Regions from separate parts of the Homo sapiens genome. Here region 2 is linked to region 1. The links are chromatin loops, found by intact Hi-C in ENCODE. Cell type or tissue: PC-3. All regions are shown on one strand.

Region 1 (8,000 bases):
TGTAAGTCAGGTACCTGTCAAGTTTTCCCAAGCAGGCTTTGTGAACACTGGCTCCATAAAGTCAACCTTAGTTCGTTAAAACTGTCTGGTAATATCTGATTTTATGGATCATTCTCAGATATGACATTCCAGTTGAAGCCTTCGTTATATAACTAATGTTTCTAATTATGTTGTGTTACAAACAGGGCAGATTCTTATTGAACCTGATGCAGGAGAACCCCAAAATTGGAGCTTAGCCATGGAGGATTCTTGGCTCTGCTCAGCAAAGAATTGAAGGGTAAGCTGACAGTGAAAGAAAGCAAGCTTATTAGAGCAATAGGGTATAGCAAAATGGCTGTTTCATAGACAAAGTAGGGCTATCCTAGAGGCAGAGTGGTCCAGAGTAGCACTCACAGATTGCTGAATAGCTATATTTATACCACTTTTAATTATGTACTAATTAAGGGGGAGGTTATTCATAAACTTTCTGGAAAGGAGGTGAGAGTTCCTGGAACCATATAGGGGAGCTTCTGGGTCATTCCATGGCATCATTTGTAAACTGTCATGGCACTGGTGGGAGTGTCTTATGAAAATGCATTACAATTCCTAGTCCTAGCTGATTTGGGATAGTTGCTTATTTTCATGGCAATATAATTATTTGCATAGGTTTGAGGTAGGAGATCAGCAGGACTTGTTTTCATGACCCTCTTGATCAAAACATTCTGTTTGCTCAGTTGCTTTTACAAGTGTTTTTAAATGGTTGTTTTTACATTTTTTCAAAAAAACTAGAATTACAACTGATAACACTATACTGCTATTTAATATGAGGTAAAACAGCACCAGAACATATGGAATGAGAAGACATTGACAAATTTCCAGAAACCTCGTACAATTTCTGGAATATTTATATTTATTATGTTTTGTCTATACAAATATAACTTAGGAAAGGTGAAACATCTCTTCTTATTTGACAGTGCTTTCCATTCAATTCAACATGTCAAATACACCTAATTATTTTTGCACCTGTCTTTTTACAAGATGAAAGATCCTTTGTGATTTTCCAGGGGGCTTTCAAAATCCATCTGGGATTAAGAAGATTTCATTCAATATTTTATTTCGGAAAGATAAAAATATCAAAAGTTGTCAGGAGGTTTGAATATTTGGTTAAAAAGGATTATGAGTCACTGAGAAATAATACTGGCTACCTATTTAATCAAAGTGATAACAAAAAGTTTCAAAAGTAAACATAGAATGTAATGTAACTGTAAAAACATTTAGCCCTTTCAAAAGTGGTAAGTCTTGGCCCTCTTGGGTAGTCAAGAACATAATAATCTCAACATAAAGCACAGGAAATTTTTCTGATAAAACATAGAATCTGTACCTTACCTTACTCAAAAGGTAAAGAAAAATCTTCTACAACTTATTAAGAGCAGATCAATAATCAAAGAAAAGTTTGTTATTTTAACAGAGAGAAAAGTAAATTCTCCTTTTGCTTTAGTATACTATTGATATTAAAGCTCATTTGAGAAAAACCTTATAAATAAATCCATCAAGTTCTTCTTAGCCAATATTTTTCTCAGGTCCACTTAATCATCTGGGAATATCACGAGCATGCTAAAATGTTAGGCTTTCAGAATCACAACATTAAAATTCACAGTTTAATATAGCTATATTCTTCCAAAAGCAAAGACTATAGCAGTTAATGACCTCTTCCATTTATCATTCGGATCACATTGTTACATTCCATTTGCTAGGCAAGAATTCCCTTCCACCCTGACCAAAGCCATATTCTGCCAGTTTTAACTTCTAAGTTAAACTTCTCAGTCAGGTGAGTATAATTATTTGATCAAGGATACTGACTTCTCCTTCCTTCTATTGCTTTTGGAAATGTAATCACTTGTTTGCGCTAATTGAGGATGCCATATGCCATTGCATGACATTTTTAATTACTCCCTTCTTCAAGAAAGTTTGCTTCTCTTGGTTTTCTGTTCTCCTTTATTGTCCTAGATAGGCATCCAAATAAGAAACCCCAATGTGATTCTGAACACTTCACTCTCTTTTATTCTTTATATTTTGTTTGTGCTATCTCTCAAATTCTCACTCTAATATGTTCTTATCTTTAACAGAGTATTTAAGAGTGTGAGCTTTGAGATCAAGCAATCAAAATTTAAATTCTAGATTGTTTATTAGCTATATGATCTTGAGAAATAATGATAATAGGATTAGGAATAGGAACAAGAACAAGGCTATGGCCAAGCACTTTTCTAAGTACTTTACATGTATCACTCATTTAATTATCACAAAAACCTATCAAATAAGTCCTATTATTACTGCTGTTTTGTAGATGAGAAAACTGAAAACACAGAGATTAAGTAACTCATCCAAAGTCACACAGATGGTAAATATTCAGCCAGAATTCACACCCAGACATTCTGACTGAAGTTTTCATGCTTTTAATCACTTCTTTTTGGTCTCTCTAGGTTTCAGCTTGATATCTTTAATTTGGTAAACAATAAATATTAGCATTATTATTAACACAAGTGCATGGCTTTATCAGGCTTTCATCATTTCTTACTTGGACTATTGCATTAGTCATTACATCTGTCTCATTGCATATCCCTAGGTTAATCTATCTTGCATTGTTACCAAGAATATCTTTTAAAAATAAAAGAAAGAACTAACCATGTTATTCACCTGTTTTAAATTTTTTATTGATTTTATTTATCTACCAAATAATATTTAAATACAGCATATCATTTAAGAGCCTTAACAGTTTGGATTCAAAATAATTAATTTCCTTGTTCCATATTTTATAATTTCTCTTTCTTGCTTATTCCACAGTTGTCTAATCTCCAGCCACACAGAAAGCTAACTGGTCCAAATGGTCTGTGGAGCTTTCATTTTAGCATAAGCTAGATCAATATGTTATAGCATTATGTTTAAGAATTATTAATCTCCAAATTTGCTGCTACCCTCCTAGCAGCACTCCAACAGTTCCCAGGTTTTCTTCTGTACTTTCCAGAAGTGGGAAGAAGGAACTTAGGACCTAGTGGAAACATAAGTTTCAATAGTCATCTCACTATGGTAGATTACGGATCAGGTATCACCCAGGACCAACTTGGTTTCAGTTGATAAGCATTAAGCAATAGTGTTTCTGGGTAAAATCTGTTATTAGTGCGTGGATGCCAGGTTAGGGATGAGGAAGCCAGGCCCTTAGAGAGGACAGTGTCCTGGTCCCACGCAATAGATCTGATACCCATAGAGAGGCAGAAAGCAGAAGCTGGAGCAACTTTTCCACAAGAGACTTGGGGCCTGAGTCCTGCAGCTCTGGAACTTGGGAACCAAGTTGAACAATAGCTTGGGAGCAGGCATTCTCCCAATTCAGAATAAAATGCAGAACAGCTCCAGGGGCAGAGGGAAGGCAATGGGATAGCACATTACTCAGCAAGTGGGGAGGGGAAGCACTGACAGAAAATTCCTCAGGCAAGTGGAGGGGGGCTCATGAAAAGACTGTATGAGGCTGCTAGTTTGGAGCAGACATGAGATACTCCAGAGATCCCAGGAACAACAGGGAAGGCAGTGTGACTATTGGGTAGCTGTGATACAGTGATAAGTGCTCTCCAGCTGGACTCATGGGGTGAAATGGGCAGGTGGGGCACAACCCAATGAAGCATAAATAATAATGTCCCTCTTTTCACCTATAGGAGGGATTACAAATACACCTAAGTATATTGCTTGTCATTTGTTTTGTGATACACTCTACAACTGATCTGGCTAGACCAGTATGTTATAGCATTATGTTTAAGAATTATTAATTTCCAAATTTGCTGCTACCCTCCTAGCAGTACTCCAACAGTTCCCAAGTTTTCCTCTGTACTTTCCACAAGTGGGAAGGAGAAGGGACTTAAGACTCAGTAGTAAAATGAGTTTAAATCTTGGGTGCTGAAGAGTGACTCTCAGGATTGAAAACTGATTACTAAAATCAGTCTTGATTTATGGCAGATTGCATTTGTCCACTGAATGCTAAAACATACTAACATCTGCAATAGTCAAATTCCAGGTCTCACAATTAGAACTTCATATGTGTTTTGCCTTTCCCACAGATGATTCACACTCTCACTCTATCCTCCAAATGGGCCTCAGTCACTCATCATCCAGTGATGATTCACTCTGCTCCTGTTTATACTTAAACACATCATACAGCAACTATTTTCATATATGTCATGGTTTCCTTGAGTGACATATGTTTCTGTAACGTTACTGGAACACAAACCTATGCAGAAACTCTCAAATTCACGAAGTGACCTAGAGCTCTGGTCAGGAGCCTAGAGCTCAGGTCAGGAGCCTGGTCAGGAGCCTGCCAGGTCAGGAGCCTGGCATTGGGCTCAGAATCTATTCTAGGCATAAAGGAGTCCTTAATAGGTAGTGTAAATAACTTCCTATTTCCTTTGTGTTTTTGTTTGGTAATAGTGAAACACTGGAATTTTGTGGATGTAGCAGTGTTCATGTAAGAAGAGGCCCAATAAGAAGATATTTTAAAATTCTAATCAGCCTCCTCCCTTCATCTCAGCCTAAGGCCCTCTGGCCTACAATTCCCTTTCTTAAGACCTCATTGAATTTGATTTCATTTAATTAACAAAGAAAAAAGCAGATATCTCATTCTTTATCTCCCTGCAGTCTTACTTATGACATTTAATCTAGTATTACATGTTTCTGAAAGCAAATTATTATTAGAGTGTTCATTATTGCTGTAATCCCTTACCTAAAAACATTCTGTTTATTTTGTTTCCCTGAACTGTCACCAAAGACGTCAACATTAATACTGTATTTTTCATAATTTTTGACACAAGCCATAGACACTTGTGCATCTTCTTTGAGGAGACTCTAATTCTGAATGTATGGCATATGTTCCAATGAAATAGAAAAAGGAAGGCTGGGTGCAGTGGCTCACGCCTGTAATCCCAGCACTTTGGGAGGCCGAGGTGGGCAGATCACAAGGTCAAGAGATCGAGGCCATCCTGGCCAACATGATGAAACCCTGTCTCTACTAAAAATACAAAACTTAGCCAGGCATGGTGGCATGCACCTGTAGTCCCAGATACTCAGGAGGCTGAGGCAGGAGAATTGCTTGAACCTGGGAGGCAGAGGTTGCAGTGAGCAACAGAGCGAGACTCCATCTCAAAAAAAAAAAAAAAAAAGAAAAGTAAAGTAAACTAGCAAAGATGGCATCTACAAGGTAAAGTCTTTCAATTGAAAAGGAAAGATATATAAAATTATTTCAATAATTTATGTCTTCAAAAACAGTATATTTTAAATAGTAAAAACAAATAGAAACCACATAGCCAAATTAAAAGATTCTTGCATCCCAGCATTTGATTTACAGTTGAATTATAAGTTAAAATGTTCTATGGTTTCAGACTGCAGTATGCAAGGAAAGAAAAACATGATATGTAGATACACATACGACAGTTTTCCAAATTGTAAAATGGAGGTAAAAATCTATTTGCATCCCCAGATTTCATTTCACAAAGATTTTATATGAATAACTTCTCAAGTGATTTCATTAGATTAGAAAAGAAATTCTGTTTGTTGCAAAGAAAGCAATCTTTCTCTTCATATAATAACTAGTCTGGTTTCACTGATGGCTTAACACACAGTCAAATCACTGCTCTGTGAAGCCAAGCATGATCTTCATAAGGGTCAGGAGGCAATGCACATAATGGTAGTCATAAATAGCTAATTATGGCTGCATGAAATTAAACAGTACCTAAAGCATTTAAGTTATAACCTCAAGTATATTGCATACATTTAAGAAGGACAATATGGTCTAGAAATACCCATAGGAAAGATATGTTTTTAATCTCATTAGGAAAAAAGAATTTTACTTGCAAGTTTCTAGCTTGCTGCTATATTGCTCCAATGAATAAGCAAATCACTTTAAACAATACCTAAATCATATGGCATACTGTTTATATTGGTCAAGGTTCTTTAGATAAATGGAACCAATAAGATATATAGAGATACAAAGAAGTAAATTTTTTAAGTGGGATTGGTTTATGCAAACACAGCTTAGAAGTTCCACGACCTGCCATCTGCAAGCTGGAGGCCCAGCCCGGGAAAGCTAGTGGTATACTACCAGTCCAAACTCAAAAGCCCATGAACTGGGGCCAATGGCATAAGCCCTGGTCCAAGCCCAAAGGCCCCAAAACCAGAAGCACTGATGTCTGAGGCAGAAGATGGATGTCCCAGCTCAAGTAGAGAGCAAATTCCCCCTTTCTTCACCTTTTTGCTGTATTCAAGCTTTCAGTGGATTAGATGCTTATGCACATCAACAAGGGCAGATCTTTACTTAGTCTATGGATTCAAAGGCTAATCTCTTCCAGAAACACCCTCATAGGCATACCCAGAATTATGTTTACCAGCTATCTGGGAATCCTTGAGCCCAATCAAGCTGACACACAAAATTAACTATCACAGTGTTTTCCTATGAATGAATAGAAAAGGAAACTGAAGGATAAAGATGGCCTTGGGTGCCACAGCAGTCAGAAGCCTCTTAGCCATGGCAGTGCTGTAAGGGTAAGGGCTGCTTTGGATAGGGTTGAGCAGCTAAGCGTAGGAGGACAACGAATCCAGTCTCCAAGGGAGCCTGATAAAGCCCCACCCTCACCCCAGCAATGACCGCCTTTAGTGCACAGCCCCTCTGCTGAGGAAGACCCTTCACCCAATGCCTTAGGAACCAGTCAGGTAGCAATACAAAGGCACGGCCCAATCCTCAACTAATCTAGACTAAACTCTCTGTACACATAGAGGCCTGGAAGTACTAATAATTCCAAGCATAAGGGCTATTGTGGTCATAATAAACCACCGCATTTACAAAAATGACAAGACTGTAGCTCCATGAGAGGGAATTTGGGGCTCTTTTATTCAGCTGAATTCTCGGTTCTAGAACAGTGCCTCACACAGTATAGGTGCTCAATGAGTATTTGATGAATAAATCTCTACTTCCTACATAATAACCAGTCTGGTCATACCGATAGACTTTATACAATGTCTGCTGTATAAACAGTGTGTTCAGTCTGTGTATATCAAATATCTCAGACACAATGATCAACAGCAATTTCAGACACATGGACATATTAGGCATATGTTTATTTTATTAGTTATTTTTAAATTGATCTTAAAATTTCTACAGTGCATAATACGGTTTCACATATTCTGAACCTAAGGTACTGCATAAAAGTGCATAAACTTATATGTACTTTTTTCTAAAATCATGTTAAGAACACTTAACATGAGATCTACCCTGTTAACAAATTTTCAAGTATACAATACAGTGTTGCTGACTGTGTTAACAACATAGACACAATGTTGTACAGCAAATCTCTAGAACTTAATGACTTGCATACTGAAACTTTATACCTGCTGAATAGCAATGCCCCAACACTGCCTCCTCCCCAGATGCTGGCAATCACTGTTTTACTCTTTGCTTCTATCTAGTGGATTATTTTAGATACCTCATGTAAGTGGAATTATGCATTACTTGTCCATGACGGGCTAATTTCACTTAACATAGTATCCTCAAGGTTCATCCATGTTGTCTTATATGGCACTATTTCCTTCTTTATTAAGGCAACTTTCAGTCATGATAGAACATGCTTATATCTCCCAAAGCCTGCATCTTCCCATGAGAAACTTCATCAATTTCTTAAAAGTTTATTCAGTAGATTTAAATGGTTTAATTATATTTACAATTAAATATAATAAAATAATGTTAAATTTTATAACTAACTAATGCATTCTGCTAGAACGGCATATGGCACATAGGATATAGCTTCAATAGTAATCACAGGCACCAATTATTTCGTGTTCATATATCCCAGATCCTGGGCTAAAAAAATTTTTATGCACTTTTAAAATTTTAATTCTGACAACAGTTCTGTGAAGAAAATATGATTAGTCCCATTTTATATATGAAGAAACTGAAGCTTAAGAAAACTATACATTCGAGAAAGTAAAGTTTT
Region 2 (8,000 bases), 58 kb after region 1:
CATTAAAATAAAAGGCCAGCTTGATGTAGAAGGAAGTGGTAAAAGATTGTGAAAAGAAAGCAGGGAAAAGTTTCTAAAAATCAGGGGTTGTGATCCCAAAGCTATAGTTATATGAATTCTAGACCAAGATTTTTCAAATTGTTCAGTTTTCCTTACTTTGGAAATAAAAGTCTTCAGAATCTTGATTATTCAGCAAGATTTTAATTATATATGTAGAGTTTTTAATCTATTGCCATTTATATAAATAACATGTATAATAACTTGTAATAAAATAAAATAATAGTTTATGGCCGATGACTCATCATAAGGAGGGAAATAAAACATTTTTAAATAAAAGAAAAAAGGAATAATAGAAGAAAGAAAAAAATATTTATTAAGTACACTCTACAGTGAGATTGAGATTTTTTTCAAAGGCAAATTATTCCTCTTTACCTGAATCACAAAAAACAATTATACACTTTTTGTCTGTAAGTGCCTATATTTATACTCTTTGCTTTCAGATGGGGTCCTTTAATTGCCCTAAGCACATCTGCAATAGGATGAAGGCAAACTTGTGGATTTGTACTTAAAATAAGAGAAACTAAAGTAAGAAGTTGTTTTAAACTACGAGAAGAAATAAAGCGTACACTCATATGGTATACTTGCAATTACTGATGCAATTTTCCTCTTCTAACCTCTCTCTTCCTACCCCACTATTCCAACATACTGAGGAAGAGAGCACACTCTGATAAAGCCGTGCCCTAGCCAATGTAAAAGATGTGAAATCAACAATGAGGCTTTTACTCTTCAAATTAGGAATAGGTGGGGATAATTTCACAGCTCCTCAGAGGCAGCTCTCAGGAGAACCACAAACACAGAACTCAGTGCCTGAGCCTTGCTGCCTCCAAAGGAAGCCAAGACCCTGTTCTCCCTGAAGAATAGCTATGAAAGATGAGTGCAAAATCACAGTGCTTTAGACTATTTAACAATTTCCTGGTAGCAGAAAATAATTCATAGGCATCTGTAGAGTAACATGAGGTATAACGATTCAATTGCATTTTGATTATGAAGAAATCTACTATGCTGGAATCTGCAGAAATATGAGTCAGTACGTATTGTTTTTGCAGTATTGTTGGCGCTCATAGTTCCTAAGGGAGAGCATTGTTTAAGCTACTCCTTTGCTCATCATGTAAATTATTTCACCTCAGTAGTTCAAGAAAAATGCTAAATTGCTAATTCCTTGATGCAGTTTCAGTAAAAGTTGAATCGTCCCCCTCTGGTTTTGACTGTGATGAAAGTTTTGTTATATACGTCAGAATTGTTTGTCAAGATGTTTCATTGATCAGGAAATGCCTTTGTCTATCCAAAAAGCCTAATGAAAGAGTCTCACAGTGAGCAGCTCTCCTTTTGACAGCATGAGTTTTTACTAGGTATATGGATGCAATCCTCAGCCACAATAGAAAAAAAGACAACTTTAGGAGTGCAGTGAAGTTTGGAAAGCATAAGGATGCCAGAGGAAATCAATGGTATATGTCACTTGCTTCACAACTTTCTATACTCGCCTTCAAATTACAGGGTTCTGTGTCCTTGGAAAGCAGAATTCTTTGTGGACTCATTTCAGAGTTTTCTCTGAATATGAATGCTCCAGTTCCCTATACTGTCACCAAGAGAGATTGACTAGGATGAACCTTCACCTGTATAGTTTGTAAAAACAACAACAAAAATCTCTTCAATATTAACATATACACCAAATAGTACAATGCCTGCACTTAAGATACTACCATTCATTAATCTACAATGTTCTTAATGCTCATGAACAATTTGGAACACAAATAACCTGCCCATTGAGAGAGCAACTGTATATTTTTTTTTCCCAAGGCAGAACATCTGTGAGTAAGGGGGTTAGAATTGGTCCAGAACCTACTCCTCTGCTCCTTTCTGCTGGATAGTCGAAAAGAAGCTGTCTGAAGAAAACCCAGAGAAAAACAATAACAATAGTGATATTCCCTCTGGGCAACACAATCGCATGTTAGTGGAGGATTTCTGAATACACAGTACCTTAATACAAAAGAATTAGAAGTCTTGTGAGAAATCAGTGGGGAAGATAATTTGTGGGTGGGAACAGAGAGTAGAGAGTTGAATTTAGGAGTCGAGGTTGTGCCAGTGGAATGATTGGGGTTATCATCCCACAAAAACCAATGACATACTTGAGCTAGTTCCTTCCGTTCTCTGAGAATTATGTTCCTTGTCTATGGAATGAGGACTGACAAAATTTTCTTTAAGATTTATTGAAGTTTGAATATGGTATGTAAGGAATCTTCTTTTTAAAAACACAACAAAAGATCACTGCAATCACACAGGTTGCCATTTTCTTTCCTACCTTGGTTTTAGGTTATACAGTTGAGGCAACATTTTCGTTAAGAAATCAGACCTCAGAATATGGCCCACCTGTGTTTGAATACTGGTACTTCCACCTACCAGCTGCGTGATCCAGGGAAAGTTGTCTAACAGGTCTAAGCCTCAGTTTCCCCACCTTAAAAATAGAGAGGGCAAGAACTGGCATTGTTGTGAACATTAAATGTTAATCATGTGGTGACCTGCAAAGTACCATGAACATGTGGATATTCATACAGAACATTCCACAAAATCATTGTTTTTTTATCACTACATTTTGCTCTTAGGAATGCTTTTACTCTTAAAGGGGACCAAAGACATTAGCCCAGTCATTTTTACCTTCGGCTTATGCAACAATCCATCCTTTTAAATCTTTTCAGAAGCCTGTAAAATTACCCATTTCAATTTATGTGATTGTTAGTTATAATTACCGATTGTGTCCCATAACCTTTCTCTCCTACCATTGCTTTAGATCTTCATTTCTATCACCTTCACATTTACATTTAAATAAACATAGAGAATCCTATTGACTCTGCCCATTTTGGTGAAACTAGAGAGATCTTTGCTTTTTCAGGCATTCTCCATTTTAAAAATAACTATTATTCAGCAAGCTTTTAATCACTTATTTTCAGGTTTCCAAGATTCTTCATATGCTGCCTAATTTTTCAAAAATTTGAAAAAGAGAAGAAACATTTCTGTAAAAAATAGTTCTTTCACGTAAAAAGAGTAGAAGAAAAATGTCAGAGATAAGGGGAGGGAAAGAATGAAAAGTCTGTGAGCAAGATGTCTGTCTCGTATGTTTGTGAGTCAGAGGAAGAATTGGGAAAAAAAAAAACCTATGGGGAGAGAGAAGGAAACAGATTGGGAGACTAATTTAAAGCAGAATCAACTAAAAGGAAGTTGAAGATTTGAAAAAATAAGACAGCAGCATCAAGAAGAGAAAGTCTGTTGAAAAGAGAAGCAATAAGAAAAACTTGTAGCAATTCATGTATATGACAAATTCAACCCACGTTTAAATAAAAATGCAAAGATTTCAAAAACACCAAAGAAGGATTTAATGAAAGGTTCTCATCACCCACAAATAATAAAGATTTTTTCCCTAACCTTTATTTTATTTATTTATGTTTTTGGACAAAGTGCATTTACTCTCAAATTTCTAAGCCTTATGTTGCTCTCTTGTACCATTTTCTCATTCATTTTACAATTATTCTTAAGGCCAAATAAGTTTTGACATGCAAATTTATGTTCTGTTCTTAAGTATGTTTCCCTCTTCCATCCCAAGAAGGTAGTTGGACTGCCATTCAAATTATCTATAAAAATTATCTAAAGTAGTACACTGAGAAAATATGCTTAGGCTTCTGGGTCTATGTATGTGATATCCTAGACGCCCCCCCAGATGTCATACTCACTGAAAGAAATTAAAGTTCTAGAAAGTAAATATTAATGCATATCAGTTCTTCCCTCAGCTGGCAAGAAACTAATCAATAATCAGAAGCCAAAAAATAAAGTGAAAGAACATTGCATAGGGATAGGTAAGTGTTCACCAACCCACCTGACTTTCACCTGGAGGCATCTGCTGAGCCTGGTGTCCCTGAGTATCTGTTCTGATGTTATGACAGGAACAGTGAGCCAAAGATTAATCCTAGCTCCTACAAGATGCAGAATCGAACAGAAGACTCCATATGCAGTTGGCACTCCAGAAGGCTATATCCCCAGTGCAAGGGTGAACTGGATATAAAAGCACATCAGAGAGGAAATCTGTTTGTCTTGATGGACAGAAAGAACAAAAAGAAATCCCCCTTATAAAGAGAACAGAATCACTGAGCCTCCAAAAGGTTTATAACTCAAGTGCTAAAGGGACTATTAGTAACAAAATAATATATTGGCTGTTATTTTTTAATATCCATTATCTTGACAAAATAAAGGAACCTATGTCCAGATTGTAGCAAAGAGAGGAATACTGAAAGAAAATGTATTTCTTTTATTGAACTTGGAAGAGACTGAATTCAGCAGCAGTATTCCTGTGTGGACAGAACAAAAGGATACAGACAAGAAATGTCCACTTTTGGGGCACCGAAAGGAATTTAATTAATAGCCTCACAAAGACAGAGATTGCAGGTAATTACTCAAGGCCCAACAGACACAGGGATCACTGAAGGAGTCCATGTAATTATTGAAGGAAAAAAAAATGTCCTTTCATGTTCTCTTTGCAGGATGCATGGCACCTGAGCACCATAGAGTCCTCATTCTCTCCTATTCTAACTACCCTAACTCTGATTTAAATAGCATCTCTGAAGTATCTACTCTGAAGCCAGCACTGAGATAAGCAAAGGTAACACAGAAATGAATGAGATATGCTCTGAACCCAGGAGGAGTATAGTCTGGGAGGAGAATGAATGAAGACTGATGCATTAGTTAAGTAACAGAAAAAATGATATGCAACAGATGTCTAGAATGGCAAAGTATGGTGGGAAAACAGGAGGCAGAAAATTAGCTTTGATGGAGACAGACAGTAGTTGTTTCTCAGCTGAATCAGAGGAAGGGGGCCCGAAGAAAAGGAGTAGAAGAGCTTATTTAGTGAGTAAGAATAAAAGAATGGTATTCCAGGAAGGAGTCATGGCATGGGAACAGGAACAAAGACGTGAAAGGACTTTGTGTGTTTACGTAAAGATAAAATGTGCTATAGGGTAAATCATCAGCCAAGTAGCAGCAGGAGCAGCTAGTTTCCCATGCAAGAAGCTGCCGGGCCAGGGGAAGTGGACTCCTCTGGTCAAGTTCTCCTCCACAGCAAGGAGAAAGATGAACCATTGCTGACTTAGGTATAGCAGTGAATCCCTGGGTATTTCTAGATACATTCGCCTGGGAAAACGCTATTAGCTACTAATTTGGGAAACATATGGAGTGGTAATTGGGGTTTGTGATGTGGGAGTACTGAGAAATTCACTTGCTGATAACACAAACACAGAGAGGACACAGGTGATGTCAGACTTATTATAGAAGGTTTTAAATTTGCATATGTATATAAAATGAGTTCTTTTACATCCCAAGAATCTATTAGAGGCCACAAAATGAAGACATGATGCATTCACTCATTTATCCAGAATTTTTAATCACTTACTGTGTATCAATTATAAGTCTAGTGCTGAAGGCATAGCAGTGAGGACAAGATCAATGCTCACATGGCATCCAATTCTACTAGAATCATCAAAAATTGATGAGTCTTGATGTAATTAGCTGCAGCAATTAAACAGATATGGTTCAAATGACATTGCAAACATGATGTGCATCAAGATAACCTGGATAGTTTTTTTTTAACAGAGCCTAGCTCCAGTCACTATCCATCTTGTGCTTTTTAAGAAGTTTCTCCGGGGAACTTTGATATGTAGTCAGGTTCAAGAAACAGTCACATAGATCATTGCTTCTCAAACCATCTGTGGTGAAAGTCCAAGGTGTTTTTTTTTCATGTTTGTCTTTTTTTAATTTCTGATCTATAGTAGACCAATATATTATAAAATACAATAAGAAGTTATGAGAGATTCTGCTTGGATATCTCAGTAAAGTCAAATTGCTCCAAAAGTTCCTAATTGTTTACCCTCAATTCCTGTACCTCCCTAATTGTGGTGGGCAGGTATCAGTTTGCATAGCAGCTCCAGAACATTTTGAGTAGTACTGGTCTAAATTACAAGTGGTTTTGAAATTCATAAAGGAACGTCAATGTTGTTTTGTGACCCAGGAAGACAGCACAAAGAAGGTAGAGGTAAGAGGGAGAAAAACCACTCAAGGAAGAATAGCATTCACAAAGACACAGAGAAAACCCTACTTCTTAGGGTAGTTGTCATCAACTATGCAGTAAATGTTTGTGTATGGTATTATCTTAGCAACTATAGAAATTAAACAAGTGAATCCTCATTTCTGAGAGACTGGTTGTCTAAGTCAGTGAAACAACTAAACACAGCTCATGTTGGTACAAAGTAATTTTTATATTTACAAAATATTACAGACATGTACCCATATATACATTCAGATATGCATATCTTTAATATTTTATATTTTATATAGATGAAGAGAACACATATATTATACATACCTGTGTACACACATACATGTTCACTTGTGTGTCTTTTCCAGTGTATTGTATCCAGGACTAATTACTATTGATTTTACACAACCATTCCAATACCCTCTTCTACAGGATTCTTTGTAGACAGTAAGGAGTGAGATATAGGAAAGGTAGTTTAGAAGTGGTCTATAGTAAACCTTTATTTGTTTATTTGTTTTAGCATAGTGATTTATCTTACCTAAAGGGATGTTCACCTCAAAAAAATCCCTTTGTAAGTCATTTGGCATTGTATAAACATCTCAGTGGCCCATGCCATAAAACAACACATCAAGGATGTATTTTATTACTTCATTCAGCAAGCAGCTTAAATATTAATTCTGTTTACTGTAGGAACTTAAAAAAACAATTCAGCTGCAGCCAAAGGTCACAGTAAGAGGCAGTGAGATGTCAACTGAGGGACTCACTGCTGTCTCTACTCCCCATCCCAAACTCTCCTCATTTATCCTGAAAAATGGGCAACCCGAAATGTAAATGCAGATGTAGTGTTCTTCCTATAGGTCACCTGATGACATCCCCAAAACTACCTTGTTGTAAATTTAGAATTTCTACTGATTAAAGTCAAACCCCATAGAGAATACTCCAAATAGGGAAAATTTAGATAAGAAAGATTAGTTTAACTCTTCTAGGAAGTAAAATTTTTATTCCTTTTTTTAGATTTCATTTACCCTATTTTGTGAATGAAAGGCAAAAATTCTTCCATGTCAATAAAAAAATGATTTGAATCTAAATTCTCTGATACTGCAATAGATATGCAACAATCTCTTAAATATTTTCCTCTTGGTTATAGAAAGATGTTCATTTCAAAATCTTCAAATGTGTTACTTTTATCTGTAAACAATTTATATCATAGTATTCAAACAGGGTTTAGCATTCTTAGAATTACATAACAGAAAACAGTGCTATGCAACTTCAATGATAATATTTTAGATGCCCTTATGGGGAATTTGTGAATAGTTAAGTGGGAGGTCTATATTTCTTACAGAAGTAAAGGAGGTCTGGAGAAGAAAATAATTAGCAATAATACAAGCACTGTTTGTCGGATATGGAGACAAAAGCATGACAGAGAGATTCACTCAGTTTGCAAAATCAAGGAAAACAGGCAGGAAATGCTTCACTACCTGTCTGTTTCTTTCTGTGTGAAAGTAGTGAGAAAATGTATTTTTTTCTGAAAGATTATTTTAAAAACCTGAAGTGTCACTTGTAGCAAGTTTCCAGCTGAGGTAGATGGTCTTATCTGTCTTTTACTAAATTAGGAAGCAGTGATTTTTTTTTCATAAGCCTTTTCTCATATGTAACAGCTAAACTTAAACCTTTGTTAAGCAAAAGTTAAGGAAGCTTCTTGACTTTATTATATTGTTTTGTTCTACTCCTGCATTGCTTCATTGCTTTGAGAAGACTGAATTTTCATTCATTCTTTTACCATTATAAGTGTCTCATGGGTAGAGATTCGTTTCTGAAAGCCATAAAAAATTCATCCGATTCATAATGGAAGAACTGGTTGTGAATT

The links. Peaks named below come from ENCODE experiments on the same cell type or tissue, not always from the same donor. Only the 100,000 strongest peaks of a DNase experiment are listed, where the experiment ranks them.
Region 2: it touches region 1 in a loop (2.8-fold over the local background); 1 of 110 quality-filtered maps calls a loop at or near these places.

Annotation. Positions count from the first base shown.
Region 1 is chr5:130,648,250-130,656,249 of GRCh38, forward strand. No RefSeq gene overlaps it. Among named protein-coding and RNA genes, the nearest start is that of HINT1, 510 kb to the right of the region's middle. In PC-3, no CTCF peak of the experiment used is centred here; a DNase peak (open chromatin) is centred at 4,142; H3K27ac peaks cover 2,200 bases.
Region 2 is chr5:130,705,768-130,713,767 of GRCh38, forward strand. No RefSeq gene overlaps it. Among named protein-coding and RNA genes, the nearest start is that of HINT1, 460 kb to the right of the region's middle. In PC-3, no CTCF peak of the experiment used is centred here; a DNase peak (open chromatin) is centred at 4,984; H3K27ac peaks cover 7,789 bases.